Linked DNA regions of Homo sapiens: region 1 is linked to region 2. Evidence: chromatin contacts called from ENCODE Hi-C or POLR2A ChIA-PET data. All regions are on one chromosome and are shown on one strand. Each heading gives the region's core, a stretch centred on a gene start or an enhancer-like site at or near the end of the contact. The rest is flanking DNA. Distances are from core to core; before and after follow the strand shown.

What was found. A loop is a pair of places that touch in the nucleus more often than their neighbours do. ChIA-PET counts read pairs that join two places held with the same protein, here RNA polymerase II (POLR2A). Pooled maps may share reads with other maps.
Region 1: a loop to region 2 is called in a pooled map, with 3 times the contacts of the local background. The contact joins the promoter of IGSF3 here to the enhancer-like site in region 2. A Hi-C loop is called at or near these places in 8 of 50 pooled maps. POLR2A ChIA-PET finds 5 or more read pairs at or near these places in 2 of 52 experiments (activated CD4-positive, alpha-beta T cell and naive thymus-derived CD4-positive, alpha-beta T cell).

Annotation. Positions count from the first base shown.
Region 1 is chr1:116,666,483-116,673,282 of GRCh38, forward strand. It overlaps IGSF3 (immunoglobulin superfamily member 3), which reads right to left and starts at 1,251. Exons shown (of 11, transcript NM_001007237.3): 1 at 1,136-1,251; 2 at 1-474. It overlaps MIR320B1 (microRNA 320b-1), which reads left to right and starts at 5,264; the gene lies at 5,264-5,335. RefSeq lists a silencer at 1,096-1,485.
Region 2 is chr1:116,813,859-116,820,025 of GRCh38, forward strand. No RefSeq gene overlaps it. Among named protein-coding and RNA genes, the nearest start is that of CD2, 63 kb to the left of the region's middle. RefSeq lists an enhancer at 3,789-4,083. Within about 2 kb of position 2,738, at least 3 of the 41 ENCODE cell types and tissues checked have a DNase peak (open chromatin) inside an H3K27ac peak, as active enhancers do.

The sequences.
Region 1 (6,800 bases), core at 1-2,500, 150 kb before region 2:
GAGGGAGTTGGGGGGAAGGGGAGGAGTGGAGGCAAGTGTGAAAACTCCCCTATGCTACAGGAAGGGTCCACAACAATTCGGAAGTCGCTCCCGGCTCCTGCCACATCGTGTGCCTTGCAGTTTCCACTGAAATTGCAGACTGTAGTGGATTAATCCTCCAGAAGCACGGAAAAAAGGGTCTGAGAAAATCCTTTCATCCACTGATTATACAGAAATGTCCTTGGCTTCTCAGTGAAGGTGTCTGTGATCTCCCTCATTCGGATTCCCCAGAGAGAACAGGGCAGGTTTCGTCAAAACCTTTGACGGCCAAATCACCCTGCCTGGCATCAACCGTTTGGGTTTCTTCACCAAAAAGTCCGTTTCCATCCATGGTGGTAGGTCACGGAGGCGCCACCTGCCCCACGCCTGCCTAGGGCACACGAAGCAAGTTGGCGTTCGGCAGCCCTGAAGCGGTACCCCAGCGCGAGCAGATTTCTAAAACAAACACAACAGAGATTTTTATCAAAGGCAAAGCTGCAAAACCCACTGGGGCTGAGCGCTGAGCTGGTCCGGACACCTGGGTCCGGTTCCTGGACCAGGACAGTCAACCTCTGCATTCTGACCTTGGGCAAGTCTCTGTCTTTCCCTCCGCCTCAGTTTCCCTGCCCAGAGCAGGGCAACAGTGGGAAGCCCGATTGTTCCTGAAATACTTCCACCAAATGCTTCACTCCTGGGAATTCCCGTCACCTCCTACCGAGCCCGGGCGCCGCAGGTAGCCCCACCCTCCGCCAGGGCAAATCGGGAAGGGGCTCCGCGGTGGGGCCGCGACTCCCGGCCCCCGCCCCAACCGTGGGAGCTCTGCGCGCGACGCGTCCCAGGTGGCCCCGCTATTGTTTTACCTTGCAGGGTGTTTATATCTCGCTGATTGGAAAGAAAAGAAACCGGGGAAGAAGGGAGTCCGGAGCTCCGCTTTCAGCTGCCGGAGCGCGCTCGCAGCGCGCCCGCCCAGCCAGGGGAGGGGTCTCGGGCCCGACCCGGAGCTCAGCCGGCGCGGGCCCGCTCCCCACTCCCCGCTCCCCGCTCCCCGCTCCACGCCTCCCCGCCTCCCTCCCCGGGGCCCCCTCCGGGCGCCGCCCGCGCCCCCGCCGAGCCTGACCTCGCCCCTGGCCCTCTCCCTCCGCGCGCGTCGGACCGTCCTTCAGTCCATCCAGGCGCACGCCTCAGGGGACGCGCCGCTTCCTCTTCTCCCGCAACGGCACCAGCAGCCGCGCTGCGGCCCCTCCCGAGTCCCCGCCCCTCCAGCTCCAGCCCGGCCCGCCGCACTCGGCGAGGCGAGCGCGGGGCCAGGGCGGCGGCCTCGAAGAGAGGCCCGGCCCCGCCCCCGGCCCCGCCCCTGGAGACGCGAGTCCCGGCCCCGGGCCTGGCGGGGGCATGAGGGTGGCCCGGGGCACCGGAGGACCTGGGCAGGGCTGGCGTGTGGGCCGAGCAGCCCGGCAAGTTAATCAGGGCTTCACACCCAGACTCCGGGGCCGCCGGCGAGATGTACAGGCCCTTCCCAAAGCCCAGCTGGCCACCCATAACCTGGGAAGCCGGCGGCACAGAAGCTCGTCCTTCCTCCTGGAAACAAAAACAAAGCCCTTTGGAGACTTGAATCTGTTCACGAAGTGGAACCCCATATTGCACTTCACTCTTGGATAGAATTTGGACTCTGGAAACAGCCTGGGTTCTAACGCCGGTTCCTCCACTTCCTCGCTGTGGCCCTTGGCAAGTTACTTAACCTCTCTGTGCCTCAATTTCCCCATCTGCTATGTGGAGGAAATAACCCTTACTTAAGAGGGTTATGGGAGAAATCTGTGACATACTTGTAAAGCATTTAGAATGGTGCCTGATACATCACAAGTGGTCAGTAAATATAAGCTATTATTATTTTATGACCAACCGCCCTGTAAAGCAAGTGCTTTTTCGTTTTCTCACTACTTACCCAACACACACAACTTGCTGGGTAGACACCGTCACGAGGCGACCAAAGCAGAATAGACCGCCCTGCCCTCATGCAACTTGCAGTCTAGTGGGGACACAGACCATAAAATAGACATGACAAGAAAAGTACAGTGTTGAGGAAGCAAATGCAGAGACCCCAACCCTGTGTTATTGGGGGAGGGGCAAGGAGGAGGGAGCTTTGGTCGGGGTAGGTCCCAGGCTTCTCAGAGGAAAGGAAAACTCGGTTGAATGCCAAAGAACAGAAGGCAGCAGCAGAGGAAGAGACAGAGGGGAGGTAAGGAATCGCAGACTGAAGAAACAGCACCTCTGCAGGCCCAGAAAGGAGCCCAGTTAGAGGACCAGGACAGTCTGCTGGGCCCAAACTTGACTGTAGGAGAGAAGTGACAAGAAATGAGCTGAGAAGAAATCGAGTGCCAGAACCTAGAGGGCATTGTATGGTGTGTTAAGGGGTTGGGACCATTGGGAAGCCACTGAAGGTGTTGAGTAAGGGACTATGGTTATCAGATATACGTTTTATTTTTCATTTTATTTTAAGAGACAGGTTCTCACTCTGTGACCCAGGCTGGAATGCAGTGGTGTAATCTTGTCTCACTGCAACCTCCACCTCCCGGGTTCAAGTGATTCTCCTGCCTCAGCCTCCTGAGTCACTGGGACTACAGGCGTGCACCACCACACCCGGATAATTTTTGTACTTTTAGTAGAGACAGTGTTTCACCATGTTGGGCAGCCTGGTGTTGAACTCCTGACCTGGTGATCTGCCCGCCTCAGCCTCCCAAAGTGCAGAGATTACAGGCATGAGCTACTGTGCCCAACCAGGAATCTTTCCTTGTGTGTTAATTATTACCTCTTTCCCAGAGACACCCGTGACTCTGGCAGCTCTCAGTTCCCATTTGCTAGACTCCTTCATTTATTTATTGAGCACCTACTACGTGTTAAGAAAAGTCTCTGCTCTCATGAAGCTTACATTCTGGTGGGAAACACAGACAATGAAACAAGTATATAATATAATGTAACGTGTTCTGAAGAAAAGTGGAGTATAGAAATGTGTGGGCGGGCACAGTGGCTCATGCCTATAATCCCAGCACCTTGGGAGGCCAAGGCAGGGGGATCACTTGATGTCAGGAGTTCGAGACCAGCCTGGCCAACATGGCGAAACCCTGTCTCTACAAAAAATACAAAAATTAGCCAGCCGTGGTGGTGCACACTTGTGGTCCCAGCTACTTGGGAGGCTGAGGCATGAGAATCGCTTGAACCTGGGAGGCAGAGGTTGCAACGAGCTGAGATCACACCACTGCAGTCCAGCCTGGGCAACAGAGCGAGAGTATCTCCAAAACAAACAAACAAACAAATAAAAAACAGAAAGGAAAAGAAATAGTGTGTATGTTTGGGGGTTCCAGTGGGAAGAAGGACTCTTTGCTAGGTGAGGTGGTCAGAAAAGACCCCTCAGAGGAAGTGACATTTGAGCGAGACCTGATTACAGGGAGTGTGTGAGCGCTGGAGATTTCTGGAGTAAGAAGATTCCAAGTGCAGGGAACAGCAAGTGCAAAGCCCCATAACATGTTCAGAAAATTAAAGGTGTGTTAGTGTGTCTGAAATGGCATAAAACAGAAGGAGAAGGAGGAATGTGATCAGAGAGGTCAAAGAGGCCAAATCTAGTAGGACCTTCTAACCTGAGGAGCTTGGCTCACTCTGGCTGCTGGGTAAGAATAGAGCATCAGATGGTAGGGGTGGACAAGGGACACTGGATGGGAGGTTCTTTCCATTGCGCAGGTGAGAGATGATCACAGCTTAAACTAGGGTGGTGCTGATGCAGGTTGTGGAAATGGGTGGAGTCTGAAAGCATTTAGAAAGCAGAGTCAATGAAATTCTCTGAAGAACTGAATATGGAGGGGGAGAGAAAGAGAAGAGTCAAGGAATCTTCCAGAAGGGGCATCTCAGCCTGCTTTGGAACTCTCTGACCCCCACCAAGGTGTACCCCCATCAAGGTGCAAGACTGTACTTTCTGAGGCCTCTGCCTAGGCCTTCATCCTTGAACCCCTATACTCAATTATCCCTTCTCTATTACTCGTTCTTTCAATCTCAACCTGCCCCTCTTCATACTACTTGGCCCCTTGCATCCTTCTGGATGATCTTTCAACCCTTGACTTCCATCACCACCCAGATGTGTTATGGCTGATTCCCAGCATGGCATTCTTTCTAATTTCCACATCTACGATATGCAAAGAACTGTGCAAAGTGTTGGATGGGGAGACAAAAGTATAATTTAAAAGAATGCCTCTGCCCTCCAGACATAGAAACGATTAAATGAGTCCTGAACAGTGATGTGATGGTGGCCCCTTCAGGAGTTCATCAGCAGGCAGAGAAGTGAATTGGAGGCTGGGTACAGTGGCTCACCCCTATAATCCCAGCACTTTGGGTAGCTGAGGTGGGCAGATCACCTGAGATTGGGAGTTCAAGACCAGCCTGACCAACATAGAGAAACCCTGTCTGTACTAAAAATACAAAAAATTAGCCGGCCATGGTGGTGCATGCCTGTAATCCCAGCTACTCAGGAGGCTGAGGCAGGAGAGTCTCTTGAACCCGGGAGGAAGAGGTTGCAGTGAGCCAAGATCGTGCCATTGCACTCCAGCCTGGGCAACAAGCTCCAGCCTGGGCAACAAGAGCGAAACTCTGTCAGAAAGAAAGACAGAGAGAAAGAAAGGAAGGAAGGAAGGGAGGGAGGGAGAGAAGGAAGGAAGGAAGGAAGGAAGGAAGGAAGGAAGGAAGGAAGGAAGGAAGGAAGGAGAAAGAAAGAAAAGAAAGAAAGAGAGAGAGAAAGAAAGAAAGAAAGAGAGAGAGAGAGAGAGAAAGAGAGAGTCCTAAGGGAAGGAGAGATGTCAAAGGAGAGGAGTGCACCGAAGTCCCCAGTCAGCAATGTCTGGTGCCCGGGCTGAACATTCCAGCTTGCTTCAAAACATTCTGCATTTGAATTTTGAAACCTCTACTGCACCGGCCTGGAATCAGTTGTTTATTTTGGACATTTTGGAAGACTCCTTGATCTTGTCCATCAGGGAGTTAAATGCAGAAGCCTGCAGAAGCCGAGCTGAAGCACAGTGCCAGGGAGTACTGGGGCCTGTGCACCCAGAGCACAGCCTGAAAGAGCACGCACAGCTTCAGCAAAGTGTTGCTGCTGGGAAGGAAGGTGTGGTGTTGCCTGATTTTCCTACTTTTTAAGAGAATCAGGAAATCCACATTAAAAAAAAATTATTCTTAATTTTGCTCATTGGAAACTAGTGTTTCAAAAATAAATTAATCCCTCTCTTTCTAGTTCTTCCTAGAGTGAGGAAAAGCTGGGTTGAGAGGGCAAACAAATTAACTAATTAATTAACTAATTAAACACTTTGGGGGGGCCAACACAAAATTTTTTCGTGGATAAGATATGGCCAAGTGGTTATATCAGTTTGAGGTTTCTAGACCTACCAATAGCTATAACCAAAAGGCTAATATAAAACCACAAATGGCATAGAGTTACATGTTTTAAGGGGAAAAAAATGAAGGGTGTTAGCCAAGTTATCCTTCATCACTTGAAAGAAGATTGAAGCCAAGGCATTTTGTCTAAGGATAGGCTGATACTGTGTACTCACAAGCAACTGATGTTAATTGTACTTAATGTACTTCAAAATGCCAAATGAAAAGAGCAAACCTCCCTACCTCACAAAACAGCCAAGTTGGAGCTAAAAGTGTCCCACTCAACAATTCTCCCGAGAGCCAGCTTTCTTCTGGGTGATTACCCTCCTACACAGGCAAGGATCCCCAGAGCCGAAGACTAGGAATAATTTACACAGGACACCATCTGTCTTTTTTTTTTTTTTTTTTGAGACGGAGTCTCACTCTGTCACCCAGACTGGAGTCCAGTGGTGCAATCTCGGCTCACTGCAATCTCCACCTCCCGGGTTCAAGTGATTCTCCTGCCTCAGCCTCCTGAATAGCTGGGATTACAGGCACTCACCACCATGCCTGGCTAATTTTTTTTTGTATTTTTAGTAGAGATGGGGTTTCACCGTGTTGGTCAGGCTGGTCTCGAACTCCTGACCTCAGGTGATCCACCCACCTCGGCCTCCCAAAGTGCTGGGATTACAGGTGTGAGCCACAGCGCCCAGCCCCCACCATCTGTCTTTAAAAAAAGAGAGAGAGAGAGAGAGAGAGAATTGACTATGATATCTTGAGATCAGGGTAGCCAGTGGGTAGTCCCCAAAGGCTTTATCCACAGGTGGGTGTTCAGAACCTGAGATGCGCCATCTAGCGTTAGAGAAGGGTCTGGATTTGCGCCCCCGCCCCCGATGGAGCTTCGAAGATGACTTTATCCCACAGGGGGAAATAAGATTGTATTCAGCTAACGTTCTTCTTTCCTCACAAAACCCCTGTGCTGTGTTAGCTTATTTTCTTGGATGACGGCGAAGAGCGAATCTGAAGAAGAACGCCTGGGCTTGTGTCCCAGATCTGCACTTATTGACACCTAACTCCCCAGTCAAGTTACTTAACCTCTCTTACTCTGGGTTCCTCATTTGTAAAAGGGGATAACAAATACCACCTGCCCTCGAAGGGAGGCTGGAAGGATTAAATAAGTTGACATATGGAAAGAACTTAGCAAAATGCCTGGTATTTAGTTCTCAGTGTTCATTAGCTATTCTCTTCACTAATCATGTACTTTACATGGTCTAAGGAGAGGAAACCAGGAGTCAGAAATTCTAGCTTCCAGTTGCTGCTTATGCTGTGTTTTGACCTCTCTGGACCTAAGTTTCTTCTGTAAAATGAGGATGATGACCAGGCACGGTGGCTCA
Region 2 (6,167 bases), core at 1,488-3,987:
AATCAGCAAGGGAAAAATCCTCACAGGATCCAGCTCCAGTATAAACAGATAACTGGCACATTCACCCTTCCTTGGCCTGTTATCTCTGAGTTTGGAGTCTCTTTGTCAATTTCTTAAGCATAAGTTTTTGTTTCCTAGTGGGGTGAAGGAAGGGACCTGGGGTCTGTTTGCTGCTTACACGGACTGTGAATCGATGCTCCTCTTTTTATCTCCACCTCTTATCCCTAAGTTTCTGGTGCCTCTAATCTGTGAGTCTCTATGAGGCTCACTTGAGCAAATTGGCTTCCCATTATAGCTTCCCCTATTGCACATGGAGTTTCCTCCATGCTGCTATATCATTCAGCATTTGTCTACCCGCTTTAAGACTTCCAAGCTTTTGTTGACATCCTTTTTCTAGGGTCATCTTTTCTCATGTTTTCTTTGTTCTTGTGGATTTATGACTTTTACAAAAATTGTCATTTTATTGGAGTTCCAGATGGGATAAAGATAACTATTCCTTAAATTCCCCATGTTTAACCTACCAATCTTTTACTGAAAGTTTAAGTATTTATTCATAAATTAAAGAAAACTAGTTCGATTAAGCCGTGATTAATAACAAATCATTTTTAGTTTGGAAGGTATTTAATTTACTTCCATGGGTACAGACTTCTTCAAATCTTACTCTATAACTATCAAAGATTGGTCCAAGAAACACAAGCATCAAAATCAACTTATGGTATTTGTTGAAAATGCAAAAACATGAGCTTACCCTAGACTGTATGCATCAGAGTCTTTGGGGATTGGGCTAAGTACTCTGCATCTTAAACACATTTCTCAGATGATTAACAACTCTGAAGTCTAAGAACCACTGTTCCATTTTGTACTATTAATAAGTGATAGAATCTTTTGATTTGGCATTTTGGTGAAAAAGTACATTTTATTAGGAAAAGAACCCCCAAAAATGACTCTCAAATAATAATGTCTTATTTGTAGTTTTTTATCCATATCTTGTTAAGTCTCGCTTATTGGCCAAAACCACTATAAAAGAAAGCATCATCAGTCATCTGTTGTTTTGCTACCTGAAACTTAAGGAAAGAGTCTCAGAATTCCAGCTCCACAGATTCAGACACATGAAAATGACAACAAACGTCACTGCCTCCATTAGACTGGGGGTGAAAATGAATGCATGTTCCAAGGCCTTGATGAACTAAACTAATTATGCAAAGTGAAACCCTCCATTAGTCTTTTGTTCCAGTCCTAGTCTCTAGCTGACTGTAAAGTGGGAAATCAACCTTTATGGGTTCCAGGAAGGCCTGAAAAAGGTAACAGCAACCTTCCCCCCTCACCCTCCAGGCCTTGGCCACACAGCGACAGGTTTTGTTTTGTGGCAAAATATTTTGTACTCAAGATTATTACTTTTTCTTTTAAAATAGTAACATTAATGTTCTTTCTGCTTATAAAATTAATACATACTGACTGATGAAAAATTAGAAAACTGAGAAAAAAATGAGAAGAAAATAAAATTTACCCAAATCCCAGAGATAGCCAGTGTTAACATGGTAGTACATTCCCTTCTAGTTCTATTTCTGCACATCCGTGTTTTAACACAGTTAAGGACTTTGAAGCAGTTGTATACCCTGCTTTTTTTCTACTTCTCATTTTGTAAGCCTGTCTCCACATAAAGTTCTTCGTACACATATTTAAAGGTGTATAGCTACCCATTCATTTGGCCACTCCCCAACTGCTGGATATTTAAGTTGTTTCCAACTTTTTGCTGTTACAAATAACATGATATTCAGCTTTTTATATAAGTTTTGGCCCACATTTCTAGTTTTTTCCTAAGGATGCATTCCTGGAGGCTATGAATATTTTAAGGCTCTTGATAGAAGCTGTTACACTATTTTTCAGAAAAGTTCTTTCAAGACACTCTTTTCTACTAGCAACAAATGAGAGTGTTCCTCTCATTACAGTTTCAACAGCTCTAGATATTATAAATTTTTTATCAAAATAACATAGATTATTTTAAAAATCAGTATTCTCAAAAGACATAATAAAAGACACCAGTCCCCTGGCCTACCGTGCTCTGCCCTCCTGTTCACAGCCCAGATGCCACTACTCTTAATGTTTTTAGATTATTTTAGGTATTTACAATAATATGTTTATTTCATAATTTCAAAATTTTAGACATTATCTATTCATTTACTGCTGCAAAAGATTAGGACTTAGCTAATTTACATCAACTCCACACTTCCTCACTCTTTTCTTCTCACATCCTCCCAATAAACTTATATCGCTGTGTTTAAGCAAAGCAATAATAAATCTACAATTATTAAGTAATATAACAATAATATCTTGTTATAATTACCATTAATATATTTGTTATGTTATAATTAACAAAATAATAATTGTTGTAACTGCACAAATATTATTCAACACGTTGTATATTAATATTATGCATTGACTTCTCTGTCTCTTTTTCTTTAGGCTGGCATTTTTAATTGTGCTTTTCTTCTTGCATTGTTCTCCTTATAGTTCACATTTGGCACCATTACATCAAGTATTCTTTTAAGTCTCCCATTTTCCTAAAGATCTTCCTGCCAAAGTTCTTCATACTCATGTTTTAAGATGGACCAGGAATCAAATTATTATCTAAACAGAATTCTAATTAATCTAATTTTTAATTCTCTGACTCTGCCTTTTGGTGCCGGAAGTTTCTGAGCCTTGAGGTGCTGCGGGCCAGCCAGCTGTCATCCTGTCTGCACCCTACGGTGGCTCTGTGGGCACATCAAGCTGTGGTTTCTTCCAGCCTACTCTTTCAAACACCAGTTTGCAAGAATTCTGTTGAAATTTCTCACTCTCAGATAGCCCATATCCCAGTGATTCTCAACTCATGGTGAATTTGTCCCCCAGGGAACATCTGGCATACTGCAGATAATTTTCGGTTACCACAACTGAGTTGGGGTTGCTACTGGTGTCTAGTGGGTAAAGCCCAGTGATGCTGCTAAGCGTCCTGCGATACACAAGACAGCCTTCAACAACAAATAATTATTTATCATTTCAGTAGCTTCTCAGGATAAAGAAGAGGTTAACATGTATATTCAAATTGACATCTTTTTTTTGAGACGGAGTCTCGCCCTGTTGCCCAGGCTGGAGTGCAATGGCGAGATCTCAGCTCACTGCAACCTCCTCCTCCCAGGTTCAAGCGATTCTCCCGCCTCAGCTTCCCGAGTAGCTGGGATTACAGGCGCCCGCCACCACGCCCGGCTAATTTCTTTTTTTTTTTTTTTCTTTAGTAGAGACGGGGTTTCACCATGCTGGCCAGGCTGGTCTCAAACTCCCAACCTCAGGCGGATCCGCCTCGGCCTCCCAAAGTGCTGGGATTACAGGCGTGAGCCACCGTGCCCGGCCTCAAATTGACATCTTTATATCATTCAAGTTCTTGGAGATTGTTTCTTCAGTCATAAAATGAGATTGGTCCTTACTACTATTAGGACTAAATAAGATGATGTACAAACAGGATCCAAAGCATAAAATTTTTTCGAAACTAGTCAGAAGTTATTATTTTTAAAAATGTTTTGATAGTTTGGCAGATTAAAAATGCTACCTTGTTTAAATTTACATTTTTTGTACTGGTGAGGCTGAAATACTTTCATGTGTTTATTTTGCAATCTGCATTCATTCTGCTGTGATTTGCCCAAGTCTTTTGTTAACATTGATTGACAATAATATGTTTATTATTACCCACAGGCTCTGGCCCTGCCAGCATGTGACTGCAAAATACAGTCACATTTACTTTAATATTGAAATCACTCTGAATCACTACATCACAAATTAATAAGAAATTTGCTGTTTACCTAGGGTTTCTCTTCCCAAGTGACTGTGATTCCCCTGAGTTAAATGGCTGTCCTCGTCACTTGCTGCCCCCTGCTGGGAGAGCAGAAACTCACTCAACACTAGAGGGGCTGCACTCCATGGCTATCTGGGGACCTCCCCACACTTTCTTGGGATGGCCCCACCTGCTGGTCTCCTAGGCTTCCCACTCCACCATTTCACACCTGGTGGTGGTGATTAGACAACCACGTCAAAGCTCTGCAGGGCTGCAGAGATGGAGCCCAGCTGGACACCTTTCTCTAACTCTCCTAGTACTCTCTTGTTTTCACTGCCAGCTGCAAGAATTGACCAGATCTCCCAGATGAAGATGAATCCTCCAAGATATAATAAAGACCTCAGTATTCAAGTCATCTAGGAATGTCCCATATTGAAAATGCCAAAATCCCAAGTGATTCAGCTCTTTAGTGATATATGTGTGATTAGTAGTTTTATATATAACATTTGTTGAGCATTTATTATGTGCTACATATAGCACTCAGTACTTTACATCAATTGTTTCATATTTATTCCTCATTTAAATATTAGGAGTTATGCATATTATTATTATATGTCCTCTTCATAGATGAGACTTAGACAGAAGTAGGCAACATGCCAAAAGACACACCACCACAAATCCAATTTAGGACTGTCAGTCCTCAACACCTACATTTTACACAGTTAAGGGGCTATTTTTTTCTATTTGCATATACTGTACTCATTTCCTCTAAGACCTACTTGGATGGAGTAGGTTGCTTCTGGGTCCAGACTCTCTCCTTTTGAAGGTACCATAGTTAACTCCTTCACTCTGATCTCAATCAGAGCCACCCCAGTCCATCAACACACATTTATGTTCTTAAACTTCAAAGTGGGGCAAGTGGCGGGAGAAGTCAAGATCCTAATTCTCTTTTCCCAAAAGAAGATCCTCCTTTACTTAATAAATCCCATAACTACATAAGTTAATGATGCAAAGACAGAAGGGAGGCCCAAGTGCCCACGGATACGTTGGGAAAAAAATGGCATTTAACTCTTCCCAGTGGTGTCTAAGCTCAGTTCTTACTAAGCCAGTCATGTCTTATTACATAAGGTCACTGCTATTTTGTGTGTTCCTTTATAAAATTATTATTTTGTTTTTTTGCCAAGGGATTATGGTTTCCAAATGCTGCAAAATAGTGACTTTTTACCATTTTAGGTTATCTCGGCATCCATTTTGAATACAAGTTTAACTGTCTCATACCAAAATCAAAATCAGGTCTCAGACACCCTTGATACAAGTTTCAGTCCTACACTACACCCACACCCAAATGGCTCAAGCTGGTAGCCAGAAATAAGAACTTAGAGTCCTCTCTACCACCTAGCAGACTGGACTCCCCACTTTCCCACCGCTTCCTTTAAAAAAACCACTCAGGCGTTTGCCCAAGAACTGAGAGTCACCCACATCCTATTCCTTTATACATGCTGCTTATTGCCATGCACGTGTGCTCTCTCCCTCTCTCCCAACCCTTTCTTTCTATCTGACTCTTCATTCCTGCCTCATGAGACCCAGGGACAGGCTGCCCCAGGCTGGGTTTTTCCCATGATGTTGGGGAGAACACAAGGTCAGGATCCCAATGCTAGAGTGATGGAGGCATAAACTGGATCATAAGCCAGAAGTCGTCTGCCAGTATAAACAAGTTTCCCACATGAGGGACCCTTGCGGTCGTGGGTTGGGTAACTAGACATTAGGCCATCTGCTAGGTAAAGGGTATCCCATGAAAGGCACACTGTAAACACCTATGTCCAACCCCCCTTCATTTCCTGTTAGGGCAGGGTTGCTGGCCGCTCTGGTTCTAAACTCCAGTTTATCTAAGGGCTCTCAAAACACACAACCCCTGGGGAAGGAGCAGGGAATGGACAAGTTCAATGGACTCCATGTCTGTCTTAGTTTGCTGTTCCAGGGTCTTTAGTGTGGCAGGCCTCAGATGAGTACGGTCTCTAAATCAGAAAAGAAAAACAAAAGAAACCAGAAACATTTGGCCAGGAGTGGTGGCTCACGCCTATAACCCCAGCACTTTGGGAGGCCAAGGCCGGTGGATCACCTGAGGTCAGGAGTTCGAGACCAGACTGACCAGCATGGTGAAACCCTGTCTCTACTAAAAACACAAAAATTAGCTGGGCGTGGTGGTGTGGGCCTGTTATCCCAGCTACTTGGGAGGCTGTGGCAGGAGAATCGCTCGAACCCAGGAGGCGGAGCTTGCAGTGAGCTGAGATTGTGCCATTGCACTCCAGGTGACAGAGCAAGACTCTGTCTGAAAAAAAAAAAAAAAAAAAAAAAAAAAGAC